Linked DNA regions of Homo sapiens: region 2 is linked to region 1. A link is an interaction called in ENCODE POLR2A ChIA-PET data of the cell type or tissue named here. Cell type or tissue: OCI-LY7. All regions are shown on one strand. Each heading gives the region's core, and the rest is flanking DNA. Links, peaks and the distances in the headings are about the cores only. Region 1 overlaps KCNK10 (potassium two pore domain channel subfamily K member 10). Region 2 holds the start of KCNK10 (potassium two pore domain channel subfamily K member 10).

The links. Peaks named below come from ENCODE experiments on the same cell type or tissue, not always from the same donor. Only the 100,000 strongest peaks of a DNase experiment are listed, where the experiment ranks them.
Region 2: POLR2A ChIA-PET joins it to region 1 with 7 read pairs; 2 of 35 experiments call an interaction of 5 or more read pairs at or near these places.

Annotation. Positions count from the first base shown.
Region 1 is chr14:88,224,224-88,229,594 of GRCh38, reverse strand. It overlaps KCNK10 (potassium two pore domain channel subfamily K member 10), which reads left to right. Exons shown (of 7, transcript NM_138317.3): 4 at 2,060-2,220. Among named protein-coding and RNA genes, the nearest start is that of KCNK10-AS1, 66 kb to the right of the region's middle. In OCI-LY7, for the core only: no CTCF peak of the experiment used is centred there; no DNase peak of the experiment used is centred there.
Region 2 is chr14:88,321,007-88,326,377 of GRCh38, reverse strand. KCNK10 (potassium two pore domain channel subfamily K member 10) reads left to right here and starts at 3,109. Exons shown (of 7, transcript NM_138317.3): 1 at 3,109-3,631. The coding sequence starts at 3,580. RefSeq lists enhancers at 1-166, 2,472-2,531, 3,104-3,763 and a silencer at 2,582-2,821. In OCI-LY7, for the core only: no CTCF peak of the experiment used is centred there; DNase peaks (open chromatin) are centred at 2,107 and 2,667; H3K4me3 peaks cover 1,828 bases.

The DNA.
Region 1 (5,371 bases), core at 89-5,088:
AGTATTGCATCACTCATGCTCTTACCCAAGAACTTAGCTTTAATATTATTTTTGTGTTCTAGTCAACAAAACACTGAACAAATAAGGAACCAATTGTGATAATAATAATAATAATAATACTTTGCATTGGTACAGTACTTTACAGTCCATTGATTTTTTTCTCCCTGCATTTTCCTTGAGTACCTCTGACACTAGGATTTGCAGATGTTAAGTGGGTCTAAGGAGAACCAGGTAGTGTGAGGTGGAATTTGATCCAGATCTTTCATCTCCTCACTTCTCCCTGATGCTCCGTGGTAAGCCACAGTGCCTTACCCAGGAGGTGGGTGGGGGTGGTCATCTCTGAAAGCTGGAGGAAGGGGGTGTAGCACTTGTCAGGATTAATGAGATGCCTGTTCATCCAGTTCCAAGCCTCCACTTGTTTGCCTATGTCTGCAATATATTTCTTTCTGAGACACTTGGACAACCTATATTCCCCAAAGTTAGGCTATTGTGAGACAGTCAAGCTGGGGTCTTCAGTGTTTTCACAAGTTACTTGAATGTTTCCAAGAGTCACCATAAACCTGCATAAAGTGAAACTGTAGAGGCTCATTTATTTCTTTTTCAATAGGGCTAGCTTAATGTCAGCTTGACCATTCTAGAGGGGTATTCTTGGAAAAATGATTTTGTCCAAGTTCCTGAAAGTACCTGAAAAAAGTTCTGAGAGCTTTTTTGCATATTTAAATCAAAATCCTGGTGAGTAAAGGAAATACAAGATGAGGAAGCCTAGCCTGAACACTCATTTTAGAAATGGAAGCTGTAATTTAGATTATTATAAGAGGTTTGAATGATTCAGAACAGAAGATTGCAAAAGAAAGTATCCAGGTGACTCATTCCCGAAGGCAGAAGGCAACCGTGAGTTCTGCAGGCCTGTGGGTGGCTGAATGATGGACTAACCATCAACGTTTTTTTATCATGTTGCATTCCCAACCTGTCAATAACCATGGACCCAATAACTCACTCATTGAATGGATTCAGAAACAGGCCCCACATGATTTACCCAGATTTGGGAGAATGGTTAGATTACTGTCTAGATACTTTTTAACATAAGATTGTAATATCAATTGGCACAAAAATGAATATTAATTAATTTAGACTTTCATCTCCATATAAAGTGTGCTAATGCTATAGGACTTTTTCTTCCAGCAATACTTTCTTTAGCCTCATCCATATAGGGTAAGCCCAGTACTCATTGTACATAAGTTACTTATGTAATGGCAGTACTCTTAAGATTGCTGCGGGTATTTTCAAAGCACTATTTGAAATACATATTAGTAGACCTGACTATAAAAAGATTCTCTTGTATTCAAACATCCATCAATAAACTTTTAGCATCTTATTACCCTCAATGCAAGAGGTAGTTGGGCGGAGAGGTAGGACTCAGAGATGATGTGGAGTTCCCAGTAAAGAGAAAAAAACCAGATGGGGCGAAACTTCACTGGCGGTGGGGAGAGACAGCACAAAGCCTTCCCTTCCCTATTCTTTCCTGTTTTTAGACTTCCCAGGGTAAGGCTGTACAATTCATGAGTCCTTTCTAACCTTGTACTAGACCACATTTCCTCTTTAATATGGGGTACCCATTACCCTTCAAGACAGCCACAGTCGGTCCAGGTGGAGCCCATGGGTAAGACTGTGAAAAAGAAGCTCTTGTCAAATCTAATAAGTGCAGTGGTGATTCCTTCCCACGCATTCAGGTCTCGCTAAACTAGACATGCCCATGATGCTTGGTGTTTCAGAAAAAGGTGGTATCACTTTTTGTCAGAAATGAAAATGAAAGTTCTGAGTGACCATGAATTTCCTAAAATGTGTTAATATCCAAGAAACCTTAAAACCGTTTATAAGGGGAGAAGGAAGAGAAGCAATGGAACAATGTTGCGAATTGTAGAGGGCCTTTGAAATGAAGTTCTACTCCCTGAAGCTCATAAGGTGGGGGAATGTACAAACTTTTAAAAAAGTCTGTGAGTTCTTTGGTCAGTATGCTAATTTCTCTGCCACTCTCCCTCTTTTTCATATTTCTCACCAGGGTATGGGAATATTGCTCCGAGCACTGAAGGAGGCAAAATCTTTTGTATTTTATATGCCATCTTTGGAATTCCACTCTTTGGTTTCTTATTGGCTGGAATTGGAGACCAACTTGGAACCATCTTTGGGAAAAGCATTGCAAGAGTGGAGAAGGTCTTTCGAGTGAGTACTGTGTCATATTTAAATTCTAACCACTGTGATCCAGTTGGCTTTAGCCTGACAGGATCCAGGAGGCAGTATCAGGGGCATTGTCTGCTTTTAATGGAATAATTTTAATGTTATGATTGTATTTTCTGTTTTGGCCAATGGAAGTCAAACATCTTGCACCTAAACTCCCTTCTTTGAGTAGCTTCCTATTTTAGAGTGATATTTCTGCAATCACAACACAAGAGGGTTAAGTATGGATTTGCCAACACAGATTTTTTGAAGAGGTGAGACAAGTTCAGTTTCTCCTTCAAGATGGAAGATGGGGTTCCTCATTGTGTTTGTAATGATGTAGAAAACTGTAAATCCATCCATTTTGTTGTTGGAACTCCCTTACTCCGTTTTATTTTCAAGCACAGTGTCTTTAGGCTAATCCTGCTTCTTCCAGAAGCCTGACTTCTCCAGACACTGCTCTGTGCTTTGCACCTGTCTCCTAATGGTCTCTCTCTCTCCCATCTCTCACTGCTGAGTGCTCCCTCAGAAATGGCATCCTGATGTACTACTTCCTACTGAACTGTTGATGATTGCTATTGCCTTAGTGGGTTTTTTCCTTTCTGGAATATTTATCTTTAAACAAGAGACAACTATCTCAACTCAAGGAATTTATTTACTAAAATTAAAATTAATTAATAAATTATTCCTGGCATTAGTTGCAGGCATGAGTGGCTGAGTGATTAAACCGGGGTTCCCAATGCCCTTTAACTCGCACTCATTTGTATGCTTTCACAGAACACCTGTTTTGCTCAGATGTAAGGTCACTTCTGCCCTCTTACTCACCGCTGACCTAATTCTCAAGTCTTTCAAACCTTCCTCAGGGAATGCTTTCTTATGATGACTTAATATTTACAAATGACATTCTGAGGTCTTTTCCAGGATCTAGGAATGGTGGCCAAAGGCAGATCAGCTGGAAGCTCTAAAGCTGTGCTTTTTTCCCCCTCTAAGAACTCTTAAACTTTGAGTTCAAGGCTGTCTCTGCAATAATGGCTCATACTTCTCTTTAGAAGAATGCAAGGGAGCTTTCAGATGAGCAGTTTCAGAGGCTTTTTAAAAAGAGTAGAATGGGAGGAACGAGGCACCATAGCTGGGTGAGCCATTTTATAATCTCACTGATCCTGGGTCAGCTGCCTCAGTTTACTCATCCACAAAAGGGGATAGAATTTGAATCTACTTTGTCAGGTTTTGGTGATGATTAAATGAAATGATGTGTGGAAAAGAGCTTGTCATATAGGGCAGACATATAGAGCCCAGGGCTTCTGTGTTTCTCTCCAAGAGAAGCCCTCATGGGCAGGCTAGCCACTCATCCGGGTTTCATCTGAGGAGCTCTGTGGTGTGTGAGTTTTACTGGAATGTCCCACAGCCTTTGCTCCTTCATGCTGGCTGGCCGGTGGCCTCATTAGACCGTGCACCTGGGCTCCCCAGTAGTCTCCATGGAAACCATCAGTGCTCAGCTTCCCTGCTTTTCAGATGTTTAGTTCTTCCTAAACCAGACATAGCAGCCCTGTCTCCAAGAACTCTTTTGAACTTCTTGGAAGCACCCTTTTAGCTGCTGCCTCATGGCCCTCTGACTTAGAGAAAAAAGAATCTGGTAGTTTGAACACTCAGAACAGGATTCAATTGGGGAAATGACTGATCTGGCATTTTTATTTTTATGTAGCTTCTTTAGAGCTCAGTTTCCTTATTTGTAGAAGAAAGGATTGGACTAAAAGTTTTTGAAATCCTCCTTAGCAGAAAAAATTCTAGTTACTATATTTGAAGTGATGGAAGAGGTTGCAATCATCTGGACATCTGCTACTAAATTTAGGGACTTAGTCTCCCCTAATGAATTTCCGACTACAAATAGAGTATATGGTTCTCCTTCCCCTTGAAGCTGCGTCTCAAATGGACCATCAACAGATTCTGATACAGAGCCTTAGAAACCTCACATTTCATCTTTATGCTGATTGTCCACTCAGCTCCTTGCAGCACCATCAAAGATCAAGATTCTTTTAGGAAGGCGAGACAGTTGCATATTATTGAATTGGCAGTGCACAATGAATGCATTTGCTGAGTATTGGAGGGTGCTATTGGAAAGGGTGACCGAATTCCAGGGGGAATGTAAGCACACTTCCTAAATATACGAACAACTGATCCTGCAGCAGTTTGCTTGCTGCATGTAAAGTTTTGGTAGAAAATCTCAGTTTTCTGCCATTGATTTAAACTACATTTAAAAGTCCAATTACGTTTAGGTGGTTATTTGAGAAATGAAAATTGTATAAGCTAACAAAGCTTGGGGTTGTGAATTTTTAGTTCTCATGGGGGAAGGTTTATGTATTTCTTCTGCTCAATGAGTGTTAAGCCCTTCTCTTGATCTGTTATGTTTTCTCTCAGCTCTTGGGAAGAGAGGATTTACGGTGGAGTAAAAATAAAATCTAAAGTTGGCTTTCTGCCGGGCATGGTGGCTCACACCTGTAATCCTAGCAGTTTGGGAGGCTGAGGTGGGTGGATCACCTGAGGTCAGAAGTTCAAGACCATCCTGGCCAAGATGGTGAAACCCTGTCAGTACTAAAAATACAAAAATTTGCAGGGCACGGTGGTGCATGCCTGTAATCCCAGCTACTTGGGAGGCGGAGGCATTAGAATTGCTTGAACCCAGGAGGTGGAGGTTGCAGTGAGTTGAGATCGTGCCACTGCACTCCAACCTGGGTGACAGGGTGAGCCCCTGTATTAATCAATCAATCAATAAATAAAGTAAATATAAAGTTGGTCTTCAAGATGCCTGAATCCTGAGGTGACCCTGTTTTGGGTCCTTCCAACACATCCCAGGTCTGATCCTCATTTTAAAGAATTGCTGAGGGATATTGGATTACTTAGAAATGCTTTTGGTTGCAGAATAATAAAATGCCTGACTATTGGAGTTTTTATGACATGAATAAATAAGAATTCTTCTCCTCTGGAGTTCAGAACTAACTGTGAAATGGAGGAGTCAGATGGAGATCAAATTGCCAGCTTTATTGCTTATAAGCTGATCAGAGAATATAGCTTTAGCTTTGTTTCCGAAAGGGCTTACAGTCACTTTACCCTGAATTAGGACCTTGCTGCTGCATTAGTTTTTCTATTGCTGTGTAACATA
Region 2 (5,371 bases), core at 224-5,223, 97 kb before region 1:
GAAGGGGATGGAGGGGGATTGCAGTAGCCCAAAGGGCTAAGTTTTCTTGGGAGGGAGGTCTCCCTCCATCCCCACTCCATGCAGTCCACTCCAAATACGCAGTTGAGGAGGAGTTGTGTTTGATTTCAGACACGTTTTGGGAAACGGTACTGGGATTTATTTACCTAATTTTGGTGGATTTTTTTTTGGGGGGGGGCGGGTAACTTGCTTTTGTCTACATTCTGAGAAAGGAGAATGAAAGTGGAGGTGAGAGAAAGCTCCAGAGGTTGGAGGTGGGGAAAAGAAAGGAGGGGGCGGCATCCAGTGATTAAGCAGAGAGATCATCCCAAGGGCCAATGACTAGTGCAAGTCTTCAAGGCAGACCAGGAGCACTAGACACTGATCCTGCTCCCTGCCCTAATAGAGTCTACCCCCACCTCCCCATCCCCAACCCTCCCCTTATAACCATCCTGCTGTTGCCATTCTGGGGAAGGTCATCACTACTCAGGGCCCCAAATAACTTTTAATGGGGACCTGCAACCTGTCTTGTACACAAGTGATGCTCAATAAATGTTTGTTGATTGGCCGAATGATGTTGCATCCTAAGGGTGCAGTTCCTGCCACAGGAATTTGCCTTGGACAGTGAACTAATTCCCCAATGCAGACCCCAGAACACAACCATAGGTCAGTTCATTTTGCAAAGGAGGAGGGCCTGGAGGCTTGGAAAATATCGTATTTAGACCTTCATTACCCAAACGAACCCATGGGACAGGTTCAGGGTCAGATTCATGGGTCCCGGGACTGGATGAGCTCACAAGGTTCTGGCATGGAGAGCATGGACCTTTGTGTCAACAAACTTGGGTTTGAATCCTCATATCGTGACCTTGGGAATGTTTCTTTATCTCTCTGAGCCTTGATCTTCTCATCTGTAAAAGGAGGCCAGTTACAGCTTCTGCAAAATGATCTAACAAAGATGAATGGAGAGGAAATATGAGATGGTGAGGGGGAATTCAGTAAATGTCAATCTTGCCTCCCCGTGCTCTGAGGACTCAGGAGAGGGTGTCTTTCTCTGCTGAAGCCCCTCTCTGACTCTGATGCATGTAAAAAACATTGTATTGCAGTGACTGTGCTAGAGTCCAGCTGTCCGTGAACAGTTAAAGAGAAGAGCGCAGAGGGAGGTTCGAAAGCCTTTCTTAGAAGCATCTCCCTCTGGACTTGAGAACAGAATTTACATACACACTGGTGTCTCGGGGCATGGCTGGGAGAAGCAGAGATTCCTTGTTTGTTTGATTTCTATGTCTTAGCCATCCTCCCAGTCCTAGTAGAGAGAGGCAAAGTGTGGTTACAGAGTCCAGGGAAGATGGTTCTGAAGCACCCGGGAACCTGCCTAAAGGGCTGAAGAGTCAGAGTAGCACCATCAGATTGGTACCAGTTTTGCCTGAACGGGGTTTGCAGAGAATTCAGGGCTCCAGCCTGGGGTGCCTGTGACAGCCCAGTGACAAAGCACTCACCTTTCCCACAGACCACAGCGGACCTCTGTAGGTCTTGCTCTTGGACTCAGAAACCTTGATGTGATAGTGACGGATGGATGGTGAGAAAGATGCTGCTGACATAGGGCTCCCCAGAAGCCTCAAGGTGCCGTAGAGTAGCATGCAACTTAGAGATCAGCTGCTAGTGTGGGATTTTAGGACCCCAGCTGGCAGGCATAGGAATGAGCTGGGCAATTTCTATGCGTAAGTAAAGGCAACAACAATCTAACAGGACCTTATGGCACTAGATAGTAAGCCCCATGAAGGCAAGATCTCTGTCTTGTTCTCTGCCATATGGCCAGCACATAGCACAGTGATGGCACTTGGAAGGGGTTCAATATATATGTTGAATGAACAACAAATTTTAGTAACCTTATCTGGAAGCCAGAGTAGGGGTTTAAACTACTTCCTATCCAACACTGCAGCATGCAATTCATGTCTTCATTTAGCAAGTATTTCTTGAGCACCTACTACGTGTAAGGCTCCGTTGCGAGGCATCCGAAGCAATTTGTCAGCATCATTCATGTTGATACTCGGAGTGACCCGTTCAAGAGCACCTCAGCACCACCTGGCTTTTCTGAAGACTGAGGCCCCACCACAAACCCCTGTGGGGCTTCAAGCAGGGGCAGTGAGAGGGCGTTAGACGAATGCTCCAGGTTTAGCCCCTTTCCGGGAACAGGTCTGGGTCCCTTCGCATCTGCCCTGCTGGTCCCAGGATCCCGGGGCCGCCGCTTCCGGGAGCTGCCGGGTCTTGGCAACTCCGCTTTCCTCCGGGGGCCCCCGTGCCTCTCTCAAGCCTCCTTTCCAGCCAACGACCAGCGGCCCCAGTCCGGCTGCAGGTAGCTGGGGAAGGGACCAAGCTGTGCCTTGGGAGCGAGCTTCCCCGGGCGGGGAGAGCGCAGCAGATGCGGAGCGGTCCCAGAACAAAAGGCTCATGGCTGGCACGGGCCTCCTTGGAGTGCGGCGGGGACGTGGGTTCGGGACTCAGGCGAGAGAGCCAGACGCGGGAGGAAAAAAAATGAAGTGAGAAAAGAGAAGGAGGGAGAGCTCAGGGTGAGAGCGGTGAGAAGAGGTGACCCGGAGGCCGAGGTCTGCGGCGGAGCCGCAGCGGCCCTTCCTCCGCCTCCTGCAGCGCCTTCCAGGCAACCAAGCGTGTCTCCGGCTGCAACTCCAGCAAGCGCGCCGCTGCCGCCTCCACGCCCGCCCGCCGGCCGGCCGAGCCAGTAAGTAGCGGCGCGCCCACCGCTCGTTCCCCGCCCCTCCGCGGCTTCCCCGCCACCGCCCACCGCCTCCCGCCGCCCCGCGGGCAAGTCCGCGACCGCCTCCCGCTGCCCCGAGCCGGGTGCCGGGGGCTCAGCGCGCCTTCCCAGCTGGGAGCCTCGGTCCGCTGCTCGCCCTGCTCCCTCTTGCCGGGGCGCGGCGTCTGGGGCGCGCCGCGGGGAGGGTCGCCCTCGCCGCGCGCTGCCCGGGCGCCGCGCCACCCCTACATCCAATGGCTTTCGGGGAGCGGGAAGTGGGGGGCGTCGCCGGGGGCGAGGAGCCGCGGCCGGGGTGGGGCGTGTGCGCTCAGCGCGGCCGAGCGAGGCTGACGTGCCCGCCCAAGCGCGCGCCCGGGAGTGTGTGTGCGGGTGTGTGTGTGCGGGAGTGTGTGCGCACACGCCTTCGGGGGCTGGAGTGACACTGCAGTGGGCTTCTCCGTAGCCCCAGCCTTCAGGCTGCGCAGCCCCTAACCTGCCGGCACCGCTTTTGGGAAGCAGCTTGGCTCTTCCATCTCCCCAAGCCTTCCTCTCCATCCTTTCATCCACCCCTCGCCGATCTTACTTTTTCTTTTACCCACGGGGCCGCGGCCGGCCACCCCCTGGCCGGTGCAAACACCCAAGCCCTCTCCAGTTCTCCCCCAAGCTAATATTTTCCCACCTGTCTTTTTCTGGGGTTCCTCCACGAGCCAGTCCAAGGCTCCCCCATCCTCGGAAATTGTTTTGTTGGACTGCTAAACCGAGGCGTGTAAAGCTTGAGGACTTTATTATTATTTGGGTTCTTTTCATTTCTTCCCCTTCTGGGCAACGAAGCAATGAAATTTCCAATCGAGACGCCAAGAAAACAGGTGAACTGGGATCCTAAAGGTGGGTGTTTCCTACTTTTGGCTGCCCTCGCCCTGCCTCTGTCTCCGGCGTGTGCGCGCTTCCTTGAGTGGAAGCACTCTTGCTTCTGGCAGCGTGTGTCCTGAGGCTGGGAAATGCGCCTGGGAACTGCAGCGCGGGTGGGAGGAGGGCGGAGGCAGCGTGGGTTCCGAACCCAGATAGTGCCTGTCATTACCACATAATCATTGTCCCTCCTAGATTGTCTCCAGATCTATTTAGATAGACCAAGCCGACTGTTTGGTTTGAAATTGCAAGTGTCGGTATTTGCTTTTGACTTTGAGTGTGCGAGTGTGTGTGTGTGTGTGTGTGTGTGTGTGTGTCCTTTGTTTCTGGTGATCTTTGTCTCTCTGGCAGATGGGTGGGGTGCTTCCCCCTGGACCTGGAGCTGCGCCGCATGCCCGGGTGTCCTCAGTGGGAAAGGTTTCCTGGCAGCAAGTGGGGCTCGAGTTGCAGCAGCCGTCCCTAGGGGTGGGCCGTTCTCGCAGGGCATGCAGAATAATGGAGCCCACAGGGCCTCCTGAGTCTTCGTTCAATCTTATTACCAAACCTAGCAGCTAGTTAGGCTCAGGTCAGAGTAGAAGCAGGAGGAGGGGTGGTTTGTGAGAAGGGTGGGGCTGGCAAGGCATAGGGGAGGGGCACGAAGTGTGCCCGCCCAAGCAATGGTGTGGTTTGCATGCTTTTACGAATGTTGGACCAGGTTTCATCCACGCAAAAGGGAGGGATTAAGACGGATTTGTGTGTGCCTAGCGTCGGCCACCGTGTCTGTAATTAGCATACAGATGTTAAGGCTCCAAGGGAGTGATCAGTATGAGAGCAGAACAAGTTGGAACCGCGTGTCCAGTTGTGACAAGAATGCTCTTTAGCATTTCTTGTAGCTCATCTGACGACTGTGTCAGGCTAGGCAACGCCTCTGTGTGTATTGGAATTGAAATTTGTTTATTTGGGGTGCGTGTGTGTTTAATGTTCTTTATGAGCGCATTTCTTCTTTTTCTCCAGACTGGAAAGAAGAAACCATCTTATTTGTTGAGTAAATGTCTTAGGAATTGACTGGCTATTGAAGAGTGAGTGAAGAGATACTGCCTTTTTAAAACACTGAGGCTGTTACATCTTAAATACAGCCCAAACCTTCTATTTTGTCTCTACTTGAAATCTCTGGAAATATGGAGGTGTGCCTTTGCTTTTTTGGGGGGAGAATCCCTGAAAAGCATATTTGTTAAATACCTATTACATGCTAAACACTGTCCTAAGCTCTGGAGATACAGTCAGAACAGGAAAGATAAAAGCTCTGACTTGGAGTTTACAGTGAGGGAGACAGACCTAAATCAATTCCATGGAGGAATGCATAATTCAAAGTTTATGTATGCTCCAGGGAGAGCATCAGAGGTTTAAGAAAGTGTCTGATAGAAGAGATTGACAAGGACCAGAGAAGGCTTCCCTGAGGACATGACACTTGGACTTAGGCCTGGAGGATGTATAGGAGTTAATTGTCTAAGGAGGAGGGGAATTGTTGCAGAAGAGGGAACAGCAAGTGCAAAGGGCCTGAGGCAGAAGAGGTATGTGTATATGATGAACTGAAAGGAGGTTCCCATGGCTATGGCAGAGTGAGTGAAGAGGTATTGCCTTTTTTAAACACCCAGGCTGTTATACTGTAAATACAGCACAAACCTTTCATTTTGTCTCTATTTGAAACCTCTGGAAATACGGAAGTATGCCTTGGCTTTC